Linked DNA regions of Homo sapiens: all the other regions are linked to region 1. Evidence: chromatin contacts called from ENCODE Hi-C or POLR2A ChIA-PET data. All regions are on one chromosome and are shown on one strand. Each heading gives the region's core, a stretch centred on a gene start or an enhancer-like site at or near the end of the contact. The rest is flanking DNA. Distances are from core to core; before and after follow the strand shown. Region 1 overlaps MAN1C1 (mannosidase alpha class 1C member 1). Region 2 holds the start of RSRP1 (arginine and serine rich protein 1). Region 3 has its middle 15 kb from the start of TRIM63.

The links. Hi-C counts contacts between places; a loop is a spot of excess contacts on that map. ChIA-PET counts read pairs that join two places held with the same protein, here RNA polymerase II (POLR2A). Pooled maps may share reads with other maps.
Region 2: a loop to region 1 is called in a pooled map, with 2.1 times the contacts of the local background. The contact joins the promoter of RSRP1 here to the enhancer-like site in region 1. A Hi-C loop is called at or near these places in 1 of 50 pooled maps. POLR2A ChIA-PET finds 5 or more read pairs at or near these places in 3 of 52 experiments (CD4-positive, alpha-beta T cell, activated CD4-positive, alpha-beta T cell and activated CD4-positive, alpha-beta memory T cell).
Region 3: POLR2A ChIA-PET joins it to region 1 with 14 read pairs in Panc1. The contact joins two enhancer-like sites. POLR2A ChIA-PET finds 5 or more read pairs at or near these places in 2 of 52 experiments (Panc1 and WTC11).

Annotation. Positions count from the first base shown.
Region 1 is chr1:25,640,892-25,643,789 of GRCh38, reverse strand. All of the region lies in intron 1 of MAN1C1 (mannosidase alpha class 1C member 1), which reads right to left. Among named protein-coding and RNA genes, the nearest start is that of MAN1C1, 26 kb to the right of the region's middle. RefSeq lists an enhancer at 781-830. Within about 2 kb of position 1,394, at least 10 of the 41 ENCODE cell types and tissues checked have a DNase peak (open chromatin) inside an H3K27ac peak, as active enhancers do; they include CD4-positive, alpha-beta T cell, where a contact is called at or near this core.
Region 2 is chr1:25,245,973-25,248,804 of GRCh38, reverse strand. RSRP1 (arginine and serine rich protein 1) reads left to right here and starts at 1,351. Exons shown (of 5, transcript NM_020317.5): 1 at 1,351-1,496; 2 at 1,776-2,361. The coding sequence starts at 1,842. RefSeq lists enhancers at 1,111-1,835, 1,836-2,560.
Region 3 is chr1:26,081,473-26,084,737 of GRCh38, reverse strand. No RefSeq gene overlaps it. Among named protein-coding and RNA genes, the nearest start is that of TRIM63, 15 kb to the right of the region's middle. Within about 2 kb of position 1,402, at least 5 of the 41 ENCODE cell types and tissues checked have a DNase peak (open chromatin) inside an H3K27ac peak, as active enhancers do.

The DNA of each region.
Region 1 (2,898 bases), core at 145-2,644:
TATGCCTGTAATCCCAGCACTCTGAGAGGCAGAGGCGGGTGGATCACTTGAGCTCAGGAGTTCGAGACCAGCCTGGCCAACATGGAGAAACCCCGTATCTACTAAAAATACAAAAAAATTAGCTGGGTGGGGTGGCGGGTGTCTGTAATCCCAGCTACTCGGGAAGCTGAGGCAAATAATAATAATAATAATAATAATAATAAATATATATATATAAAAGGCCAGGCGTGGTGGGTCAGGCCTGTAATCCCAACACTTGGGGAGGCCGAGACAGGTGGATTATCTGAGATCAGGAGTTCGTGACCAGCCTGGCCAACACAGTGAAATCCCATCTCTACTAAAAATACAAAAAAAAAAAAAAAAAAAAATTAGCCAGGCGTGGTGGCGGGTGCCTGTAGTCCCAGCTACTCAGGAGGCTGAGGCTGGAGAATCGCTTAAAACCAGGAGGCAGAGGTTGCAGTGAGCAGAGATCGTGCTATTGAACTCCAGCCTGGGTGACAAGAATGAAACTCTGTTTCAAAGGTAAGTAAATAAATTAATTAATTAATTAATTAATTAAAAGGGAGGTAGGACTAAGGACTGCAGCCAGACAAAATAAGAGGATAGAGGGAGAGGATGGAGAACTAGAAGGTCCCTCCCCAACCCCGTCCCTCTGCAATCTAAGAAATGGCGTCCACCTGGGAGAATGGGCAGAAATGGACCCATGCAGAAATGTCTCAGCGTCTAATTAAACATCTTAGACTCTGCTGCGCATGAGAAGGGAACCTACGTCCCCCACAGAACCCTGACAAATGAGTCATTTCCAATCAATCTATCACCATAGCATCTGGGTACCTCAGGAAGATGAAAATAAGACCAATACATAAATGAAAACCAATATACAAACAATCATCTCCCCACACAGGCCTCCAGGAAACCACAGCTACAACCATCTGCCAAGCTCCATCCTCGTCACTGCTTCCTGCAGCCAGCGGCCTCGGAGCAAGCTTGGTTTCATATACGATTTAACAGAGGGAAATATATTCTCTGAAGTCTGACTCTCTATGAATGCTCTTAGGCTAAATGTCCACCCCTTGAAGCTGGAATGAAATAAGTCTGGGACAAATAGGATGTGTTTTCTATGCTGTATTAGCCAAAGAATTTGCTAGAAATAGTTGGGGCAGATTGAAGAACGATTGCAAGTTGGCAAAGGTTGAGAATTCACAGGTTTCTTGCATAGAAACAGAGCTCTCCAAGGGACCATCATTAAGCCCTGGGGAGGATTCTCACACTAATCTACAGCATATTCTCACTTTCTGCTGCTCTGCCAGAGGTGGCCTGGATAGATTTGATCTGATCAACCCAGGTCAGCAATTCTCAGGTGAAGTCACGTCTAGCACCTGGCATGGCTGAGATGAAACAGCAGAGCACGGCTGCAGAGTCGGAACCACCTGGGACTGGGTTAGGCTCTTTCACTTCTTCAGTATCTCCTATTTCCTGAGCATCAATCAGTTACTGGATTTTACAGATGACCACCGGCTTTGTTGCCCTCAGGATCTCTGTAAGGCCCTCAGGATCTCTGTAAGGGCAAGGCTGCTTAGCTAATGAGAATAGCAGAGGCAGCCACAGGAGGGAGGGCGATGGCCTGTGGGGAAATCGACTTCGGGACAAGCAAATATTTTCATTTCAGCTGTTTATGTCCTGGCTACTTCCTCAAAAAAGATTTAGGTGGGACAGGCAAATATTGATGCAGCCAAGTAATATTTCCCTACATCCATGCATCTGTATGTGGTTAGAAGTGATTCCAGTACATGCCAAGATTACACAATAAAATTCCTTAAAGCCAGAGACTCGTCTTTGTCTTTCCTTCAGCTCTTGCAACTGAGACTCAATAGATGGTAGGTGTTTTCAATATTTCTCTTAAAGTTTTAATAAATTCATGGCTTATCCGTATCATGTAAACAGTGTCTGCTCTTAACTCTGGAAAACTCAGTTTTGACTCTTGTCTCCAGCTTTTTTCTCACTCAATTTCGGTGCAGGTCTTAATAAATACAGAAAATTTCCAACCTCTTCCATAAGTGGGTCAAAGGGAACTACAGCCAGAAAAGAGATAAGTCGAGGCTAAGACAAAATTGCCATAGGTTCATTCTAAAGATTTTTCAATCCCTGTGCTCAGGCTACACCCAAGACCAATTAAATTTGCATCTGTGATTTAATTGGAGGAACTCAGGCATCAGTATTTACTAAAATGCCCCAGATAATTCCGGACTGCAATAAAGGGTAGATACCCTGGTCTAAAGATTCACAAGACCGGTTCTTTTACATGCCTATCCAGGCTATGACAGTTTCTACGCTCTTCCATTCCAAAGTGAAAACTCTTCCTCTAAGTTATCACCCACTAGCCTTCAAATGATGTCACAGAAAGAACATCACCCTTGGAGTGGGGAGGGGAGGTTTAAGTCTAGGCATCACAATTTAAACTGGTGGGACCTGGGGTTGGTCACATCCCTTTTCAGGGTCTTCAGCCTCTCAGCCATAAAACAGGATGACAGCCCATGCTCTGTATGCCGCAAGGCTGTTGGCTGGATCAGCTAAACTCTTAAGAGGATGTGTGGGCTCTAAGAATACCCCGCGCACTGGGAATTTTTGACCTGATCTGTCCAGGAAGCATTGTTCCAGCCTAGCCCCGACTACCCTTCAAAGCAGACTCCCTGAGGATTCTTACATTTAAAAGACTACAGGCTATACAGAATCCAAAACCCCCTTCTCTAACAGGCAAGTCGACTTCGAGTTCCAGAGCTCACAAACCTGAATCCCGCTCCTATTAGCGCCAAGTTGAACAGCACTTCACTCAGAGCACAGAGAACCTTATCATGCTATAATCTACTCCAGTGCCTAATCACAGAAATGTCTAATGTT
Region 2 (2,832 bases), core at 102-2,601, 390 kb after region 1:
GATGGGCATTGTATCTTCACTGTCTTGAGATTTAGAGAAGAAACTGTTTAAGAACTACTTCCATCATGATGCATCCTCAGGAGATGTGGATGAACTGCGGAGATGTGGGGTGAAGATGAACAAGAGATGAGTGAGTTTGTGTCTCCCTCTAAAGAAAGTGGCTTTTGTCAAAATGTACTTGTAAAGAAGTGTATAGGCTGGGCAAAGTGGCTCACGCCTGTAATCCCAAAACTTCAGGAGGCTGAGGCGGAAGAATCGCTTGAGCCCAGGAGTTGGAGACCAGCCTGGGCAACACAGTTAGATCCCGTGGGTAAAAAAGTGCAAAAATTAGCATGGTGGTGCATGCCTGTAGTTCCAGCTCTTCGGGAGCCTGGGCTGCAGTGAGCCGTGATGGCCCCACCACACTCCAGCCTGGGCGAGTGAGACCCTGTCTCAAAAAAAAAAAAAAAAAAAAAGGCAATTAACCCACAATTTTCAAGGCAATTGTTATGCTTTATTACAAGAAGTGTTTGAAATGCATCCCATTTGTAGATCCCTAGAAGTAAAATAGTCACCTTTGTTTACACTCACACCAAACACAGTTTTTGGAAGAGATATCGCAGACTTCATTATTATCCCCAGATTAAAGGTCAGTTTTGAGTCTTTTTATTTTGTCTCGACCTTATTACCTTCCTAGCCAAAACATGGAAGTAAAACATCTTTTCTACGTTAATACTGCATTTCCAGGGGTCTTGGGGTGTTCCGGGGGAGGGTGAGGTCCCCTCTCTGTCATGGCGGGGTGTGGACGCGGTCGCCTTCTCCTGGCGCCGCGGTACCTAGGACAGGAGGAAGAGGCCAGGAAGGGTCCAGGGAGGCTCAGGCCGGGTCTGCGACTTGCCGGTGGGTGGCGGCAACGACCCTGTGGGCACCAGCCCGTCAGACGGCCCCAGCTCCGAGCCCGGCTGCGAGCCCTCTCCAGCCTGCAGCCGCTCCTCTCCCGGCCCTACTCCCCGCCCGGCACTGACGTCCAGCCCCGCCCGTGCAGTGAGGCCAGAGCCTGGTGTAGCCCCACGCGGGGCCGTTCCATCTTCGAAGTTTTCTGGTGACTGGGTCGGTCCCGCAATTATCTCAGATCAGGGGGGAAGCCAAGGGCAACGGGACACCCTGATGTATCAAACACCTCCCCCTGGAGCCCCATCGCGCATGCGCACCCTGGAGGCAAGCGCTCGAGGCACAGGGCGCGGCTTGGGGAGGGAGGAGGCAGGGCGGTGGTTGGGCAAGAGAAGAGCCGCGCCCACCACGGAACATCTCTGCGCATGCGCCGGGGGCCAGCTTCTGGTACTTTTGACGCGTCTGCTAACGTAGTCCCTCAGTGCGCATCCGGACGTAGGAGGTGGAGGTTGTGGAATTCGCCGTTCGAAAGCAGGGACTAAAAGCCCCACTTCGTCTTACGTTCCGAAAGGAAGGCGTCTGTTGAGCCTTTCTCTCAGTCGTGAGGGAGGCGTCGACGGCGTGCGGTAAGTTTTCTGCTGACGGGGTCTCTCAGGACCACCGCAGTGGTCTCTCAGGAGTGAGGGACGGGAAACGTGCCGGGCCCCGCGTTTGGGGAACGCAGCGTTTCGCTTCAAGGCCGCGGCCTCAGGGCGCCGAGCGGGGTTTCTAGGGCTCGGTTCCTGTCGCGGCGGTCGCCGCCCGCGCCGTGGCTCCGCCTCCCGGAGGTTCCCCGACTGTGGCTTCCGGGTGGCCAGGCGCCGGCTTCCGCGACTCGACTTGTTTTTTCTCTCTTGGTTTTTTAGGAAGTCCTGAGTTGAGGCTTGCGGGATCCTTTCCGGAGAAAGCGCAGGCTAAAGCCGCAGGTGAAGATGTCCAACTACGTGAACGACATGTGGCCGGGCTCGCCGCAGGAGAAGGATTCGCCCTCGACCTCGCGGTCGGGCGGGTCCAGCCGGCTGTCGTCGCGGTCTAGGAGCCGCTCTTTTTCCAGAAGCTCTCGGTCCCATTCCCGCGTCTCGAGCCGGTTTTCGTCCAGGAGTCGGAGGAGCAAGTCCAGGTCCCGTTCCCGAAGGCGCCACCAGCGGAAGTACAGGCGCTACTCGCGGTCATACTCGCGGAGCCGGTCGCGATCCCGCAGCCGCCGTTACCGAGAGAGGCGCTACGGGTTCACCAGGAGATACTACCGGTCTCCTTCGCGGTACCGGTCCCGGTCCCGTAGCAGGTCGCGCTCTCGGGGAAGGTCGTACTGCGGAAGGGCGTACGCGATCGCGCGGGGACAGCGCTACTACGGCTTTGGTCGCACAGTGTACCCGGAGGAGCACAGCAGATGGAGGGACAGATCCAGGACGAGGTCGCGGAGCAGAACCCCCTTTCGCTTAAGTGAAAAAGGTGGGTGGGTCATTTACCTTTCCATTTGTGGTAATGTATGGTGGCAGTATATGAGTAGGCTAGGGAACCAACGTTGCTGTGTAGTTTCAATATTAGTTCCTTTAGTGCCCGAAATCTTTTTGGAGGAAAGAGGGAGGACATTACCTGTATTTAAGTGGACAGCATTCTCTTTAGGGTTAAAGGTCAACTGGATGTTAAATGGCTCAGGATGTAGGGAACTTTTTTTCCTATTGGCTGACTGTTCTTAGTGGGTGGAGCCTTTTAAATGTTATGATTAAGTTAAAGGTTCTAAGTTAACGTGATTGGGAAGAACAATATCAAAACACGCCTTCTTTTAGTTGACATTATTACTGAATAAAATTGGATTGTCGAGTATCCTAAGTGACCTAGGAGGCCGGGCGCGGCGGCTCACCTCTGTAATCCCAGCACTTGGGGAGGCGGAGGCGGAGGCGGGTGGGTCACTTGAGGCCA
Region 3 (3,265 bases), core at 153-2,652, 440 kb before region 1:
GCATTTTTTGTAGAGACGAGGTTTCGCCATGTTGCCCAGGTTGGTCTCAAACTCCTGAACTCAAATGATCCTCCCGCCTCAGCCTCCCAATGTGCCGAGATTACAGATGCGAGCCACTGCGCCCAGCCTCCAGTCTGATCTTTCTTCTGAGTTCAGCTGTACTTTTCCATCTGCCTGCTGGTTGACCCATAGAACAGTCACCTCAAAGTCATGTGTTCTTCCCAAACAGCTCTCCACCTCCCATCTCCTTCTAAATCTCTACACTCTCCCTTGACTGTTGCTGAGCACCTTGAATCTCCCTTCCTCATTCTCTCACTTCTGTCTCTTCCTTGGCCACCTTCCTAGACCAGGGAGGCAGCCAAGTACCATAGTGTGATAGGATCACACGCAAGCACTTTGAAAGTACTCAGACCTGGGCTCAAATCCCAGCTCTGCCATTCAGTTCATTTCACAGGGTCTGGGTTTATTGGTCTGTGTAGGGAAGTTGTGCCTTGCTGGTGGCTGAAGAGTAAGTGAGATGATGTTGGAGGTGACAACAGCTGGCACACAGTAGGTATTTGATGAGTGACAGTGCCTTGCCCTTTCCCTACCAATCTTGGGGAACTGTCTTGTTTTCCTCATAGCTTGGCTCGTTCTACTTAGGAAGCAGAGAGGTAGTTGAAGTTCTTGGGTAATCATTGACTCTCAAAATATCTCTCTGGGGGAACCAAGATCTCCAATATCCCTTTTCAAAGTATTTTAAACAGTTAGCTTAATTTGCAATCATAATGCTATCATTAACTGAGTGTTTATTACCTGTCAGTTACTTTGCTAAGTGCTTTATGTATTTTGTCTTCTTTCATCCTCATGACAACTCTATGAAAAAAGTTCCATTATCGTCTCCATTTTATAGTTCAGGAAACTGAGGCTCAGAAAAATGAATTGACTGGCTTAAAGTCACATAGCTAGTTAAAGGATGAAACTGGGACTTGAACCTACATTTATCTGGCACCAAAAACCTGAGTGCCTGATCACTAGACCATCCTGCCTCACAGCCTATCTGGCCAAAGTAGGGAGAGTCAACATGTTTCATTTCCTGCATGGCTAGAAGCTCAGAAAAGTGAGAGGTTTGTTCAGAGTCCCATAATGGACTGGACACTAAGCCAGGGTATGGTGGGTCTGGCCCCAGGTCCCAAACCTGCCCCAGCAGAGAAAACTGGGAGGTCTGAGACTTCAGGGCAGCTTGGACCTTCCTCCTAGAGCTGGACTGCCTCCCCAGAGCAACCGAGCCATAAACACAAGCAGCTCTTTCAACACGACACTGAGCCTGAGTCACTGAGTATTTATAGATGGGCCTCTTCTCCTCGCCTCAGCTTTGCCAGGATTTATCAGGTTCACCTGGGGTTTGGAGGGTGACAACCTGTTTATCATCCAAGGTGCCCAAGCAGGATGTTGGGACATTCTCCGAGAACGAGATCTGGAGTCCTGCCTGTGTTTAGACCTGGCCTGACCCCCCACACCCAGACTGAGGCAATTCTCCCTATCCAAGGTGTGCCCTCTTCTACCAAATACTCCCCATGCTTACCCCATCACAACCTTATATACCTAGGGAATTCATGGTCTCAGGTTAAAATGGGACAGAAATGCTGCTTCTTTCAGGAAGACATCCTGGATTGATCTAGGAAGGTTAAAAACTTTCCCTAACCCCACTGCTCTGAGGGAGTAAACTCTCTCATTGGTCAGATAATTAAATTAATCATAATAACATTTGCTAAGACTGGGAGGACAAGGTAGGAGGATTGCTTGAGGGCAAGAGTTCGAGACCAGCCTGGTTACATAGAGAGACCCTGTCTCTACAAAAAAAAATAAAAAGAATTACCCGGGTGTGGTGGCACATGCCTGTAGTCCCAGCTACTCAGAGGCTGAGGCAGGAGGATCACTTGAGCCCGGGAGGTTGAGGCTGCAGTGAGCTGTGACTGCATCACTGCACTTCAGCCTGGACAACAGAGACAGAGAGAGAGAGAGAGAGAGAGAGAGAGAGAGAGAGAGAGAGAGCCTGTCTCAAAAAAAAGTAAAACAAACATTTTCTAAGGACATTCTATGTGCCAGATACTATGCTAAGACTTTTAACATTACCTTTTTGTTTTTTTTTTTAAAGATGGGGTCTTGCTGTGTTGCCCAGGCTGGAGTGCAGTGGTGCAATGACAGCTCACTACAGCCTCAAACTCCTGGGCTCAAGCGATCCTCCCGCTTCAGCCCCCTGAGCAGCTTGAATTACAGGTGTGTGCCACAGCACTCAGATTAACGTTATCTTTTTGAATCCTCACAATTTTATAAGTTAAATATTAATTTAACATCATCTTTATAGATAAGGAAACTGAGGCTCACAGAGGTAAAGTAACTTGCCCAAGCCACACGGCTTTCCTCCTAGTAAGTAGCAGGACTGTGCTCAAAATCTACGTTTTCCTTGGTTCAGTGGTCCAAGCTGTAGGTGACCTTGGACAAGTTACTTCACCTCTGAACTCAGTTTATCTGTAAAACAGAGACATTAATACCGACAGTTGTACAGACTGAATAAACCCAGTACACAGTAGGCTCCCAACTGCTGACTGCTGTCCCACACCTGATAAATTTGTTTGTTCTAAGTTGCTTAGGACAATCAGCCAGGCCACATCTGGCTCAACTCTGGGGACTTGAACCTGGGACCCAGGCTGTTCCAGCCACCCCTGCTCCTCTGCCCCTACTCTTTCCATCTCCTTAATAGCCATCATGTCCTGAGTGACTCAGAACACAGGGGCGGGGTGGGTGAAGGGGGCTGGGGAAAGTAGGGTGGTGAGTGAATAGGGGGATTGGGGGTGGTTGTGTACAGAGGCACAGTAGATAGACCTGGCTCTCGCTCCTGGGATCTATTTTGGATGGGGCCAGCCTCCAGGCTGCTGGAAGCTGGAGGTGGAGGTCAGTGCTGAGTTAACGGAGCGGCTCTTGGAGCCAGATTTAGTGGTTGAGTTCTGACCACAGAGGGTGGCTTAGCTGCGGGCACTGGGCCAAAGCCACTTCTGTGATTCCTGCCGTGGGGTTCTGGGTCTTTGTACAGGGCACCATGCTCCTTTCTACTGTCTTTACCACACCCTCCCCAGCCCAGTACAGAGCCTCTAACTTGAGATTCAAACAGATTTGGGATCAAGGCCTGGCTGTTCCACCTACTAACAGTATGACCTTGGTGTCCTGAGGGTTTTGATGATTAATTGGGGTGTCCAGATAGGGCTGTCTTCCCCCCACTTCCCCC